Regions from separate parts of the Homo sapiens genome. Here region 1 is linked to region 2. A link is an interaction called in ENCODE POLR2A ChIA-PET data of the cell type or tissue named here. Cell type or tissue: HepG2. All regions are shown on one strand. Each heading gives the region's core, and the rest is flanking DNA. Links, peaks and the distances in the headings are about the cores only.

Region 1 (5,000 bases), core at 1-5,000, 110 kb after region 2:
CTTTCTTACAGAGCACTAAAAATCTGCCTCCCTGTAATTTGTAAAAGCTTTGTTTTCCTGAACTTTGCTAAATAAGTTTGCTTCCATATGTGTCCTTTAAATGTTCAGTCATCGTATCTCCTTTACTGTCTGAGTCCAAGCTAGTTGCTTCAGGTGCCTTTTCAGATGGTTTTTTTGGGGATCTCTTTTCATCTCCTGTTGTCCTTCTAAGTGTGTTCCAGTTGGCCACAATGTCCATCTTAAATTGTACTCAGAACTGAATATGAAGAATACTGAGCATTTTTTGAACCTTTATGCCAGCACAGTACTAAAATGTTTTTCATACTCCTGTATCATTCAGTGTTCACAGTAACCCAGGAGGAAGATTTTTTCTCTGTTTTACAGATGGCATCCCATAGTTCAAAGAGTCAGAGGGTTGTAAAAGTAGCACAGATAGTGAGTGGCGGAACCCCAAGTAGTTCACTCCTGGGTCATAATCTCACTTATTTCTCAGGCTGTGTTCATTTAGCCTGTTAGCCACTATCTTTCTGTTATTACAGTTTAAAGTTGTATTAGTCACTTTTCCTATTGTATTGCTTATTGGAGTCTTTGGAGTCAGAATTTAATTTTAATGTTATCTTATTTTTCATAGACCTAGAAGAAAAGGGCAGAATATGTAAAGTTAATTGATTTTTAAACAGTGGTGTTGCCTATAAAATAAATTTACAGTTTTATTGTAAGCCCTGATTACAATCGTTTTAAGTTTAAAGTTGGTTAAAACTTTAAACTTTAAAAAAACTAACCTGTCCACTGAGGCTCCCAGTGGACAGCGAGCTCGGCTTGTGGCTGAGACACACTTGAGCCAGGCCAGAGGCATAGGAGGACCAAATTTGACAGATATCAATACACGATTCTTACTGAGGCCTTTGAAACGGACCCTTGTCCTGGAATTACTGTCAGAAAAGAACCGGCCAGAAAAACAGACTCCCGAGCCACGAGTCCAGGTTTGGTTTCAGAATTGGAGAGGTGGAGCACGGAAAAGAAGCCAGAGCAGCGCCAGCGTGGAGGCCACCTGGGCGCAGGTCCCCCCGATCCCAGACCCTGGTCAGCCTGGGGTGCTGACCCCTACTGTTCCACCAGCGGGGCTTCCCCGGGGGTCCCAAGCAATGTGGGCAACTTCTCTTGGGAATCGGAGGATGCTTTGGGCCAAGCTCTCCTCTGGGGGCGCGCTGATGTTCCGTGCGCGAATGTGGCCCCCGCTGACCTGGAGATGGCAGCCAGTGCGCTCGGCCACGCTTAGGGAGATGTCCCTTGATCTCCGCCCTCGGGCCCAGTGCTGCTTCCGGGTCCCTCTTGCCACCAGCCCTTCCCACAGCTGGAAGCTGGCAGTGCTGGGCCTCAAGTTCATCCCGGGGCACCCGGCCTGCTCCCCATACACCAGTCCCTAGCTCTGCGGGGGCTGGGGCTGCACCCTCCTGCTGTGGAGCAGCAGCCGAGGTGGGGCTGGCAGCTGGGGGAGGCGCCTGGGTGCGCCGTGACCTGGGAGCAGCCCTCTCCGCCCCAGCCCCCGCAGCTCTGACCGTATCCCGCCTCTCTGCCTCTTTCCTGGCCATAGTCACAGCCACAGCCATCGCAGGACCCGGCTGAGCGCTAGGAACAGGTTCCTTGTCTTCCTCCAGAATCCAACTCGCACGGGAGGCCCCAGCACCCCTGCCCCCAACCCGCTGCGGAGTCTGAACCTCAAGCGGCTGCATAGCAAACCCGTGGAAATGACCTGTCAGTGTCAGGCAGTGGAAGACAGATGAACTAAGCAAGGGCTCATCGGTAGTGTTCACGTTATGAAAATTGAAGAGAAATATCAAGATTTATTTACTTTGTCACGGAAGGGCTTCCAGACATACCTTTCAGGGAAATCGAGTTGTTAGGGTGGAAGGGCCTTGGGGTGCATGAGACCTAGGGGTTTTCCTTAGATGGCATAAAAAAGGATTGACTTTATAGAATACATCTGTCTTTCCATTTATTAACCGAGTAAACACGGAGCACTGAGAGTGAACAAAGTCCACTAGCGAGAAGGCAGGATGAGGACGGCTTTGTAGAAATGCATTATTTTCTATCAGGAAAGAGCAATGATTTCTACTCTGGGAAAAAAACAAAACAAACACTTACCTAAAAGTAATATTTACATATTGTTGAAAGTTCATAGATAAAAGTATAAAGAATAAAAAAAATTCACCTATTATTCCATCACCCAGAGGTGATAATCGTTAAACATTTTGGGGTATTTCTTCCAATTTTTTTTGTATGTATTTATATAAGTGAGATGATAGATTATCTGTGTGTGTGTATGTGTGTATTGTCTTCCTGAGCATCGGACCTAAGCAGTTTCCACGTTGTTAAAACTGCTTATAAAGGTTTTAAATAACTAGGTGTAATACTTTATTACATGGATATGTCAGTATGTTTAACAATTACTCTATTGAAAATTTAGGTGTCTCAGTTTTGGAAGAATATGGAAGTCTTGGTTGTCCAGCATTTATTCTGACATTAAGTAGAAATAAGTGATTTAGGACATATTTCTAGCAGATACTAAAAAACTGTGTATAGGATGTCTGGAGATCCCTGGCTTTTCTTGTGTGTGTGTGTGTGTTTTTTTTTTCCTCTTCTTTTCAAAGTGGCTGTTCAGAGTTCTGCCTCTTAGGGTTACTGAAAGCTTATAAAGTTATGTTGTAATTATAAAAATAAATGCTATTTTAGAAAATTCAAATAGTACATAATGCATAATATATAATTGTTTTCCACAAAATGTGAACTGTTATCAGTCTGCTCATAAGTACATCTGGGACTTTGTTTCATCTCAGTATATCTACAGTTATCTAATTTTTTTTTACTGTAACTAGTATGGATGTATCATAATTTAGCCTTTTTTTAAACAAAATTACCTGTATTACCTATTGATGAATATTTATAATCTTAGTTCTTTTTTTAAACTCTGTTTTTTAAAAAACCTGATCCGTAGAATGACTCTAGTTTAACATTAATGAATTGTACATTTCTTTTTTTTTTTTTTGAGACAGAGGTTTATTCTTATTGCCCAGGCTGGAGTGCAGTTGTGCGATCTTGGCTCACTGCAACCTCCACCTCCTGGGCTCAAGAGAGTCTCCTGCCTCAGCTTCCCAAGTAGCTGGGACTACACACGCAGGCCCCTGCACCTGGCCTTGAATTGTACATTTCAGAATAGCTAGAAGAGGGCTGAGTGCGGTGTCTCACCCCTGTAATCCCAACAGTTTGAGAGGCTGAGGCGAGCTGATCACTTGAGCTCAAGAGTTTGAGACCAGTCTGGGCAACATGGTGAAACCCCATGTCTCTCAAAAAGTCCAAAAGTTAGCTGGGTGCGTGGCATGTGCCTGTAGTCCCAGCACTTGGAGGCAGAGATGAGGATGCTTGAGCTCAGGAGTTCAAGACCAGCCTGGGCAACATAGATCTCCCCTCTATTAAAAAAAAACGGGGAGGCGGGGGCTAGAAGAGAATAATTTTGAATGTTCCTAATATAGAGAAAATGTAAATATTTAGGATTATGGATATCCCAGTTACCCTGATTTGATTATATGAATGTATCAAATTATCACATGTACCCTGGAAATATGTACATCTGATATGTATCAGTAAAATAAAATACATACATTTTAAGAGAGGATCTTGGCTCTGTTGTCCATGCTGGAGCTCAGTGGCACAGTCATAGCTCACTGCAGCCTTGAACTCCTGGGCTCAAGCTGTCATTTTAAAAAAAGCAATAGTGAAGATTTTTGCCCCTTAATACATTTCTTATTTTCTTGTTTAAAATAGATTTTATATTTTAGAGACATTTTAGCTTCACAGCTAAATTGAGCAGAAGGTACAGAGTGCCCATTTATCTTCTGCCCCCACACACCCACACCCTCCCCCAGTGTGAACATCCTGCGCTGGAGTCCACCAAAGGGATACGTTTGTTACAATCAAGCAGCCTACAGTGACACATTCTTATCACCCGAAATTCATAGTTTACATTAAGCTTCACTCTTGTGTTGTATGTTCTGTGGATTCCGACAAATGTATAATGACCTGTCCACCAATGTAGTTATCATCGTTTCACTGGTTTAAGAAACCTCTGTGCTCCACCTGTTCATCTCCCTCTCTGCCTCCTAAACCCTGGCAACTGTTGATCGTTTTACTGTTTCTGTAGAATGCCTTCCAGCTGGAATCATATAGTATGTAGCCTTTTCAAATTGGCTTCTTTCACTTAGCAATATGCATTTAAGGTTCCACTGTCTCTTTTCATGGCTGGATAGTTCATTTCTTTTTAGTGCTGAATAATATACCGTTGTCTAGCTATGCCACAGTTTATCTGGTGTATTGTCATGCTAGGAACCCCTCTCCCACCCCCACATTACAAACAGACTGATGTCTTCTGTCGTCTTCTCCTTTTTTACATCGTTGTTTCAACTGAAATTATTGGATTATATTTTTTCCTTCACTTACATTAAACTCATACATACTTTGTGCCTGGACTTCATTCTTTTCAGTGTACCTGGCTCTATATTTATTCTTTTAGGTGAATCTTAGATTTGTGGTAACAAGTTCTGTCCAAAAGTATCTCAATTCAGATTATACGGAATTCGTGTTTATCTACTGAGTTTTCATTTACGTTTTATATTGAACAGCTTTTTGTCTGGGAATGTACCAGGAGTGAAAGGTTCAGGAATCTCATACTGTAATGGAGAGACAGAAAAAATGAACATGTGAGCAAATAATTTATGTGTAGTTTTCCTAGGCAACTCTTCCTTTTTAGAGGTAGAAACACTGGGGTCTACAGAAGTAAAGTCAAGTGTTTAAGGTCCCATAGCCAGTTATTACAGTAGCCAAGTTTTAGCTAGATCTCTTGTCTCCAGACAATATTTACCACACCTGTCTGCCTTTGTAGGCTGCTTCATTTAATAAACTGTAATTCAACGCTTAAAACATTAATACTATACTAGTTTTTTTGG
Region 2 (9,536 bases), core at 2,169-7,168:
TAGAGACAAGGTTTTGGTATGTTAGCCAGGCTCCTGGCCTCAAGTGATCTGCCCCACCTGGCCTCCCAAAGTGTTAGCATATGGAAGCTTCAGAGTTCAGCATTCCTTCCCCCAGGGTATAGGGCCTCTCTGGGGAGGGTCCAAAGCCTCACAATGAGAAAGGTGGGGAGGATTAAAGTCCTGCCTTGGGGCAGATGAAAGGAGGGAAGGAGAAGGTCAGAGGTCTGTCCTTGAGGCTGAACACTCCCAGCGTTGTATGAAAAGACTGGACTTTGCAGTGTCTCATGCTTGTAACCCTAGCACTGAGGGAGAATCCCTCAGCCCAGCAGTTCGAGACCAGCCTAGGCAAGATAGGGAGATCTCATCTCAAATTTAAAATAAATAAATAAATAAATAAATAAATAAATAAATAAATAAAAGGCCAGTCTCAGTAGCTCACGGCCTGTAATCCCAACGCTTTGAGACAACGAGTCAGGTGGATCACTTGAATCCCGGAATCCCGGAATTCAAGACCAGCCTGGGCAATAAAGTGAGACCCTGTAGCTACAAAAAATACAAACAGTAGCCAGGTGTGGTGGCATGTACCTGTAGTTTCAGCTACTCAGGAGGCTGAGGTGGGAGGATCAATCGCTTGAGCCTGGGAGGCAGAGATTGCAGTGACCCATTCTGCGACTGCACTCCAGCCTGTTGGACAGAGCCAGACTCTGTCTCAAAAAAATTTGAAAAGAGACTATAACAAGGTCTTTAGGAGTTATCAACCAGGATCTGTGCACAAATATATATCCTAACCCCACAGGCAGCAGTCAGTTATCACAGCACAGATGCCTGTTATCTGGAGGACAGGCTGCATTTGCCCACTCTGGCTCCTGCAAGCTGTGTGCAAGCCGGTCCAGGACCACCTGCATCTACTGCCTGCTTTGCAGGCTGGGCTGGGAAATGGGTAGCTGCCAAACTGCTAAGAGCTGAAATTGAGCAAAATTAACTGCACTTTACCATCCAAGCCTTCCCCTGGAAGTTACAAGCCTTCAGTAGACTCCAGAGTTTCAAAATAGTCACATCAGGCAGATTCTGCCAGTGTAATTGTTTAGGCAGGAAGACCATTTCCTGATGTTTCCTTCTCTGCCATCTTGATATTATCTTTTGCAGAGCAGTTTTTATTGATTGATTGATTGATTTGCGGGGGTTATTTTTAATGGAGGCCAGCTTAGCAATTATATTTTTTAGCATAATGTTTTCAAGATTTATCCATATTGCCCTTCATTACTTTTCATAGCTGAATAGTGTTCCAATTGTATCCATATACCACATTTTGTTTAATCATTCATCAGCTGATGGATCATAAGTTGTTTCTACTTTTTGGCTGTTATGAATGCAGCTATGAACATTTGTGTATATATTTTTGTGTGAATTGTGGGCATGTGTTTTCTTGTTTTATTTATTTATTTATTTATTTATTTATTTATTTATTTTTGAGACGGGGTCTCACTCTGCCGCCCAGGCTGGAGTACAGTGGCGTCATCTCAGCTCACTGCAACCTCCACCTCCCGGGTTCAAGTGATTCCCCCTCCTCAGCCTCCCGAGTAGCTGGGCGGGCGCGTGCCACCATGCCCGGCTAATGTTTTTTGTATTTTTTTTTTTGAGAGAGTTTCGCTTTTGCTCCTAGGTTACAGTGCAGTGGCGTGATCTCAGCTCGCTGCAACCTCTACCTTCTGGTTTCAAGTGATTCTCCTGCCTCAGCCTCCTGAGTAGCTGGGATTATAGGCACCCACCACCATGCCCAGATAATTTTTGTATTTTTTAGTAGAGACGGGGTTTCACCGCATTGGCCAGGCTGGTCTCGAACTCCTGACCTCGTGATCTGCCCGCCTCAGCCTCCCAAAGTGCTGGGATTACAGGCGTGAGCCACTGTGCTCGGCCTTGTTTTTTGTATTTTTAGTAGAGACGGGGCTTCACCATGTTAGCCAGGATGGTCTCGATCTCCTGACCTTGTGATCCACCCCTCGGTCTCCCAAAGTGCTGGGATTACAGGCGTGAGCCACTGTGCCTGGCCAGTTTGTTTTTGTCTGTTTGTTTTGAGACAAGGTCTCACTGTTACCGAGGCTGGAGTGCAGTGGTGTGATCATGGCAAGCTACAGCCTCAGCTTCCTTGATTCAGACAATCCTCCCACCTCAGCCTCCTGCTGGTCTGGAACTCCTGGGCTCAAGTGATCTCACCTCAACCTCCCAAAGTGCTAGGATTACAGGAGAGGAGTGAACCACTGTGCCCAGACTTTTTTTTTTTTTTTTTTTTTGAGACACAGTCTCACTCTGTCACCCAGGCTGTAGTGCGGGGACACGGTCACAGCTCACTGCAGCCCTGCCTCCCAGGCTCAAGCATTCCTCCCACCTCAGCCATCTGAGTAGCTGGACTACAGGCACAGCAACCATGCCCAGGGAATTTTTGTGTTTTTTGTAGAGATGGGGGTCTTGCCATGTCACCCAGGCTGGTCTTGAACTCCTGAGCTCAAGATAACCTCCCATCTTGGCCTCCCAAAGTGCTAGGATTACAGGTGTCAGCCACCACAGCTGGCTGGGCATATGTTTTATTATTTATTTATTTATTTATTTATTTATGAGACGGAGTCTCGCTCTGTTAGCCCAGGCTGGAGTGCAGTGGCCCGATCTTGGCTCACTGCAAGCTCCGCCTCCCGGGTTCACGCCATTCTCCTGCCTCAGCCTCCCCAGTAGCTGGGACTACAGGCGCCCGCCATCACGTCCGGCTAATTTTTTTGTATTTTTAGTAGAGACAGGGTTTCACCGTGTTAGCCAGGATGGTTTCGATCTCCTGACCTCATGATCCGCCTGCCTCGGACTCCCAAAGTGCTGGGATTACAGGCATGAGCCACTGCGCCCGGCTGACCCAATATTTCTTATCGTCTGTCTTTTTGCTAATAGCCATCCTAGTGGGTGTGAAGTGGTATCTCATTGTGGTTTTATTTGCATTTCTGTGATGACTAATAATGGTGAATATCTTTTGATGTGTTTATTAGCCATTTGTATATCTTCTTTGGAGAATGTCAATTTGGATCCTCTGCTCTTTTTTTTTTTTCAATTGACTTTATTTTTAGAGCAGTTTTAGGTTCACAGCAAAATTAAGTGGAGGGTACAGAGAGCTCCCGTCCACCCTCCTGTGCTCATTTTGTAATGGTGCAACAGCACAAAAGTCTGGTCATGGATGCTAGCTTCATGCCCATCACAGGTGGCAGTGAGTGCTCCTGCTCCAAACGTCCTCACTCCGGGACACACGCTGATGAAGTTTCTCTTCTATGGCATGGGGAAGAGAAAGAGGAAGTGGCAGGTTCCCCACTGACTATTTAAGCCTTCAGCCAGAGATAACAGGTCACCTCTACTCACATTTTAGTCGCAAAGCAAGTCATTCAGCAATTCCTAACTTTAAGGGGGTGTGAAATTCTCCCGTGATCCTGGAGGAGAGGGTCTGAATATATGTGGCCACCCCTAAAGACTCACGGGAGTTAAATAAGGTTCTTTTGTGCAGGACTTGTCACTGCATTTCCTGGGCCACCTGGCAGGTGGCAGGTGGAGTAGCGCCGACATACTTGACTGGGGAACCCTTCTCTTTTTTTTCTTTCTTTTTTTTTTTGAGATGGAGTATCGCTCTGTCACCTAGGCTGGAGTGCAGTGGCGCGATCTCGGCTCACTGCACCTCTGCCTTCTGGGTTCAAGCGATTCTCCTGCCTCGGCCTCCTGAGTAGCTGGGATTACAGGCGCGCGCCACCATGCCCGGCTAATTTTTTGTATTTTTAGTAGAGATGGGGTTTCACCGTGTTAGCCCAGATGGTCTTCATTGCCTGACCTCATGATCCGCTTGCCTCGGTTTCCCAAAGTGCTGGGATTACCGGCGTGAGCCACCGCGCCCAGCCTGGGGGACCCTTTTCTCCTAGAGCATCTCATGGGACATGTGTTCTCTGGAATCCCATTTGGGAACCACTGTCTTGGCTGGTGGCTACTTCCTAAAGGAGGGGTTGACAAACTTTCTGGAACGGCCCAGTAAGTAAATATTCTAGGTTTTTCAGACCATATGGACCAATTACTCGATTCTGCTGTTGTAGTGCAAGAGCCGCCGTATGTAATATGTAAATGAATGGGTGTGCCTGTGTTCCAATAACGTTTTATTTATAGACACTAAAATGTGAATTTCATACAATTTTTCTGTGTCACAAAATATTATTTTTCTTTTGATTTTTTTCCAACCATTTATAAATGTGAAAAACCATTCTTAGCTCATGGACTGTACAGAAACAAGTGGTGGGCGAGATTTGACCCACAAGCTGTGGGTTGCTCACCTTGTCCTAGAGGACAGAGTCCCAGCACCTTTGCCTGGCATTCAAGCCCCGTCACCTTCCCCAGTTCCATCATCTACCACGTCTCCGCACAGAGCTCAAGCATGGCCATGGCAGATGTTTTTCTAGGATCAAATCACACTCTTTCACTCTCGGGGCCTTTTCCCAGTCTGTTCTCCCTTCTGGAATGTCCTTCCAGCTCTTCTGTCCCCAGCTTTGCTTGGGAACAGTGGGGCCTCCCTTGATCTGGGAGGAATCTGGAGCTTCTGACGCTGGTGGCTCCCTCACTTCCTGGCGCTGCAGAGTCAGCCGCCCCCCGCCCCGCCCCCGTGCTGTGTTCTGGAGCTCTGTAGGTGTGTTTGCTTCCCCAGCCACACCATGAGCTTCTGGAGGGTGGGGACTTTGGCCTCCTGAGTTCTGATCCCCCAGGCCTGCTATCGTTGGAATGTTTCCCCAAAAAAGCACAAGTTGGAAACTGAATTTCCAGTGGAACAGTGTTGGGTCGTGGGGCCTGATGAGAGGTGGTTAGGCCGTGAGGGCTCTGCCCTCATGAAAAAAAATTAGCTGGGCCTGGTGGCGGGTGCCTGTAATCCCAGTTACTCTGGAGGCTGAGGCAGGAGAATGGCTTGAAACCGGGAGGCGGAGGTTGCAGTGAGCCAAGATCGCGCCACTGCACTCCAACCTGGGTAACAAGAGCGAAACTCCATCTCGAAAAAAATGAAAAAATTAAATAAAATAAATTTATTTCTGTTCTTTATTAATTGCCCATCTCAGGTATTCTGTTACAGCAACACACCATTGACTCAGACAGAAAATTGGTATGGAGAACTGGGGCTGCTGCTGTCACAAACACCTGAATATGTGGAAAGGCTTTGGAACTGGGTGATGGGTTAAGCCTGGAAGAATTCGGAGGAGCAGGCTAGAAACCGCCGACATTGCCATAAAGGGAGCATTCGGAGGATTCTGGTGAGGGCTCAGAAGAGAACAGCTACAGGGAGAGTGGAAAACTTCTTAGAGATTGCTTAAGTGATAATGACCAGAATGCTGGCGGGAATGTGGACAGTGGAGTCTTCTGACAGGTCTCAGATGAAAATGAGAAACAAGGTATTAGATATTAGAGGAGGGGTCATCCTTGTTATTACATAAAGTGGCAACAAACTTGGCCATATTTTGTCTATGCCTGATGATTTTATGAAAGGCAGAATTATTTTTCCTTTTTTTTTTTTTTTTTGAGATAGGGTCTCGCTCCATTGCCCAGGCTGGAGTGCAGTGGTGCGATCATGGCTCACTGCATTCTTGACCTCCCTGGTTCAGGTGATCCTCCCACCTCAGCCTCCCGAGTAGCTGGGACTACAGGTACACACCACCATGCCCAGCTAATTTTTGTATCGCTTTAGAGACTGGGTTCTCCCTATGTTGCCCAGGCTGGTCTCAAACGCCTGGGCTCAAACAATCCTCCCACCTAAGCCTCCCAAAGTGCTGGGATTATAAGCATGAGTCACCAGGCCCACCCAGAAGGCAGAATTGAAGAGCCTTGAACTGAAATCTCTAAGCAGCAAAGCACTGAAAGAGACACTTGGCTTCTTTTAACTGTGGACAGCAAAATTAGAGAAAAGAGAAAGGATTTTTTTTTTTTTTTTTTTTTGAGACAGAGTTTCGCTTTTGTTGCCCAGGCTGGAGTGCGATGGCGAGATCTCAGCTCACGGCAACCTCTGCCTCCCGGGTTCAAGCAATTCCCAGCCTCAGCCTCCCGAGTAGCTGGGATTACAGGCGCGTGCCACCACGCCCGGCTAATTTTGTATTTTTAGTAGAGATGGGGTTTCTCCACGTTGGTCAGGCTGGTCTTGAACTCCCGACCTCAGGTGATCCACCTGCCTCGGCCTCCCAAAGTGCTGGGATTACAGGCGTGAGCCACTGCGCCCAGCCCGATTTTTTTTTTTTTTGACAGGGTTTTGTTCTTGTCGCCCACATTGGAGTGCAGTGGCATGATCTTGGCACACTGCAACATCTGCCTCTTGGGTTCAAGCGATTCTCCTGCCTCAGCCTCCTGAGTAGCTGGGATTACAGGCATGTGCCACCACGTCAGGCTAATTTTTTGTATTTTTAGTATAGATGGTGTTTCTCCATGTTGGTCAGGCTGGTCTCGAACTCCCGACCTCAGGTGATCCACCTGCATCGGCCTCCCAAAGTGTTGGGATTACAGGCGTGAGCCACCCTGCCCAGCTGAAAAATGATTTAAAGATGAAATTATAATGAACAGGGAAGCCAAATGGGGAGATTTGGAAAATTTGCAGCCTGGCCATATAAAGCATGAAAGGCATGTTTAGGAGAGCAAATCAAGGCTGTGGCCAAGCCGCCACTTTCGGGTTTTTTTTTTGAGATGGAGTCTCACTCTGTCGCCCAGGCTGGAGTACAGTGGCATATTCTCGGGCCCTGCAACCTCCACCTCTTGGGTTCAAGCAATTCTCCTGCCTCAGCCTCCCGAGTAGCTGGGACTATAGGACCATGCCACCATGCCTGGCTAACTTTTTGTATTTTTAGTAGAGATGGGGTTTCACTATGTTAGCCAGGATGGTCTCCATCTCTTGACCTCGTGATCTGGTTGTCTCGGCCTCCCAGGCTGGCCCGGGTGCCGCTCGACTCACTGCTCTGGAAAGTACAACCTGTAAACCTTAGTGGCAACCATGTGCTGCTAATTCTGCAGGTGCAGATTGCAAGAGCTGCGGGGCCATGGTCTCCTCCACCGAGATTTCAAAGGATGTTACCTACAGCCTGGGGGCCCAGGCAGAGACTTTTTGTTGAGGTGGAGCCACTGCAGAGAACCCCTACCAGGGCAGTGCCTTGTGGAGATGGAGGACAGTGAGGCTGTCCCCAAGACAAGAACTGTAGGCTGGGCCCGGTGGCTCATGCCTGTAATCCCAACACTTTGGGCAGAAGAGGCGGGCCGATGGTGTGAGCTCACGAGTTTGAGACCAGCCTGGGCAGCATGGCAAAAGCTAGTCTCTACAAAAAAAATACAAAAAATTAGCTGGGCATGGTGGCAGGCACCTGTAATCCCAACTACTGAGGAGGCTGAGGTGGGAGAGGATTCCTTGAGCCTGGGAGGCAGAGGCTGCAGTGAGCCGTGATCATGCCATTGCACTCTAGCCTAGGCAACAGGAGTGAAACCCTGCCTAAAAAAAAAAAAAAAAAAAAAAGATTTAATGCTGTCTGCCTACTCGGCTTTGGATTTACTTAGGACCAGTTACTTCTTCTTTCTTTCCTGTTTCTCCCTTTTGGAATGGGAATGTTTAGCCTATGCCTGTATTTTGAAAGTAGATAACTTCTTTGATTTCACATGCTTGTGGCTGGAGAGAATTGACCTCAGGATGAACGGTGCCTGCGTCTCACCCATCTCTGATTTAGGTGAGACTCTGAAGTCTCAACTTTTGAATTGGTGCTGGACCAAGCTATGACTTTGGGGCTATTGGGATGGAATGTATTTTGAATGTGAGAAAGACATGAATTTGGAGCATGAATTCCAGGGATGAAATGCTAGGGTTTGAATACATTCCCCAAAACACATGTGTAGAAACTTGATCCCCAGTGCAGCAGTGTTAGGACATGGGGCCTAATGGGAAGCGTTCAGATCAACAGGCATTGCTCTTGGGAATAGTTTAATGCCATTTTTGAGTGAGTGGGTTTTTTATTGTGGGAGAGGGTTCATGATATAAGGGCGCATTCAGTCCCCTTCTTTCTCTCTCTTTTTCTCTTCTTTGTACCTTTCATGAAGTGCAAAGTCTTACCAGATGCAGGCCCCTCTATTTTGGACTTTCAGCCTCCAGAGCAGTGAGAAATAAATTTCTGTTCTTTGTAAGTTACCCATATCAGGTATTCAGTTACATCAGCATATAACACACTAGTTCCCGTGGGGTGTTGCAAAAGTCACTTCTGGCTGGGTGTGGTGGCTCGTGCCTGTGATAGCATTTTGGGAGGCCAAGGCTGGGAGGATCACTTGAGTCCAAGAGTTTGAGACCATCCTGGGTAACATAGTGAGACAAGATCTTTACTAAAAATCAAAAAATTAGCTGGGAGTGATGATGTGCACCTGTAGTCTCAGCTACTCGGGAAGCTGAGGAGGGAGGATTGCTTGAGCCTGGGAGGTCGAGGTTGCCAGGAGCCATGATCACGCCACTGCACTCCAGCCTGGATGACAAAATGAGACCCCTTCTCAAAAATAAAAATAAAAAATAAAATGAAAAAGTTACTTCCTCTCTCGGGACCTCAGTCTCCACGTCTGTCAGATGGGAGCAATGTCTCCTGCCCTGGATGCCTCCTGAGGTTGTTCTGAGGGTCGAATAAGGCTGGCCCCAAAGGAACCATGACCAGCAGAGAGCTGACCTTGGAGGATAATGGCTGACACCACTGGAATTTCGTTTTGGGGCACTGATCCTGTGCTAGGCACCTTCAGAAGTGACCAAGAGCAGAAAGCCCAGGCCCTGCTGAGAGGGGGATGCAGCGTGGTGACATAAAATCCTGTTGCTGTGTCCCCAGCACCTGGGACAAAATGAGACTTGGGGGTATTGGAGATGACTCGAGGAACCTAGATGAACCTCAGGTGTCTGGGAGCTCCCAGACTGTCAGGAAGAATGACATCAACACCAAACCCTGCCCTGAGTTACCGCATTGTCCTCTAGGGACTGGGCACTGAAGCTTCCTGCAGCAGACAAAATTTGGGTCTGGATCTGAGCCAAAAGCCCCCTCATTTATAAATGGGGAAACATGACTTCACATTGATCCAAAAATAAAAAATAAAAATAAAAAATAAAAACAGGCCGGGCGCAGTGGCTCGTGCCTGTAATCCCAGCACTTTGGGAGGCTGAGGCGGGTGGATCACCTGAGGTTGGGAGTTTGAGACCAGCCTAACCAACACGGAGAAACCCTGTCTCTACTAAAAATACAAAATCAGCCAGGCATGGTGGCGCATGCCTGTAATCCCAGCTACTCAGAGGCTGAGGCAGGAAAATCGCTTGAACCTGGGAGGCGGAGGTTGTGGTGAGCCGGGATTGCGTCATTGCACTCCAGCCTGGGCAACAAGAGTGAAACTCTTGTCTCCAAAAAAAAAAAAAAAAAAAAAGGAAACTGAGGCCCTGAGAGGTCCAGGGGCTCTCAGGCAGCCAGAGGCAGCACCTGACCTGGCCCAGGCCCCCTTCCCCG

Evidence for each region. ChIA-PET counts read pairs that join two places held together with the same protein. Peaks named below come from ENCODE experiments on the same cell type or tissue, not always from the same donor. Only the 100,000 strongest peaks of a DNase experiment are listed, where the experiment ranks them.
Region 1: POLR2A ChIA-PET joins it to region 2 with 5 read pairs; 4 of 35 experiments call an interaction of 5 or more read pairs at or near these places.

The regions. Positions count from the first base shown.
Region 1 is chr14:102,682,454-102,687,453 of GRCh38, forward strand. All of the region lies in intron 3 of RCOR1 (REST corepressor 1), which reads left to right. Among named protein-coding and RNA genes, the nearest start is that of RCOR1, 92 kb to the left of the region's middle. In HepG2, for the core only: a CTCF peak has its summit at 1,213 (motif pointing right); DNase peaks (open chromatin) are centred at 1,288, 1,728 and 2,028; H3K4me3 peaks cover 1,994 bases.
Region 2 is chr14:102,570,397-102,579,932 of GRCh38, forward strand. No RefSeq gene overlaps it. Among named protein-coding and RNA genes, the nearest start is that of RCOR1, 17 kb to the right of the region's middle. RefSeq lists enhancers at 1-159, 2,656-3,542, 3,543-4,430, 9,165-9,536. In HepG2, for the core only: no CTCF peak of the experiment used is centred there; a DNase peak (open chromatin) is centred at 4,645; H3K4me3 peaks cover 833 bases.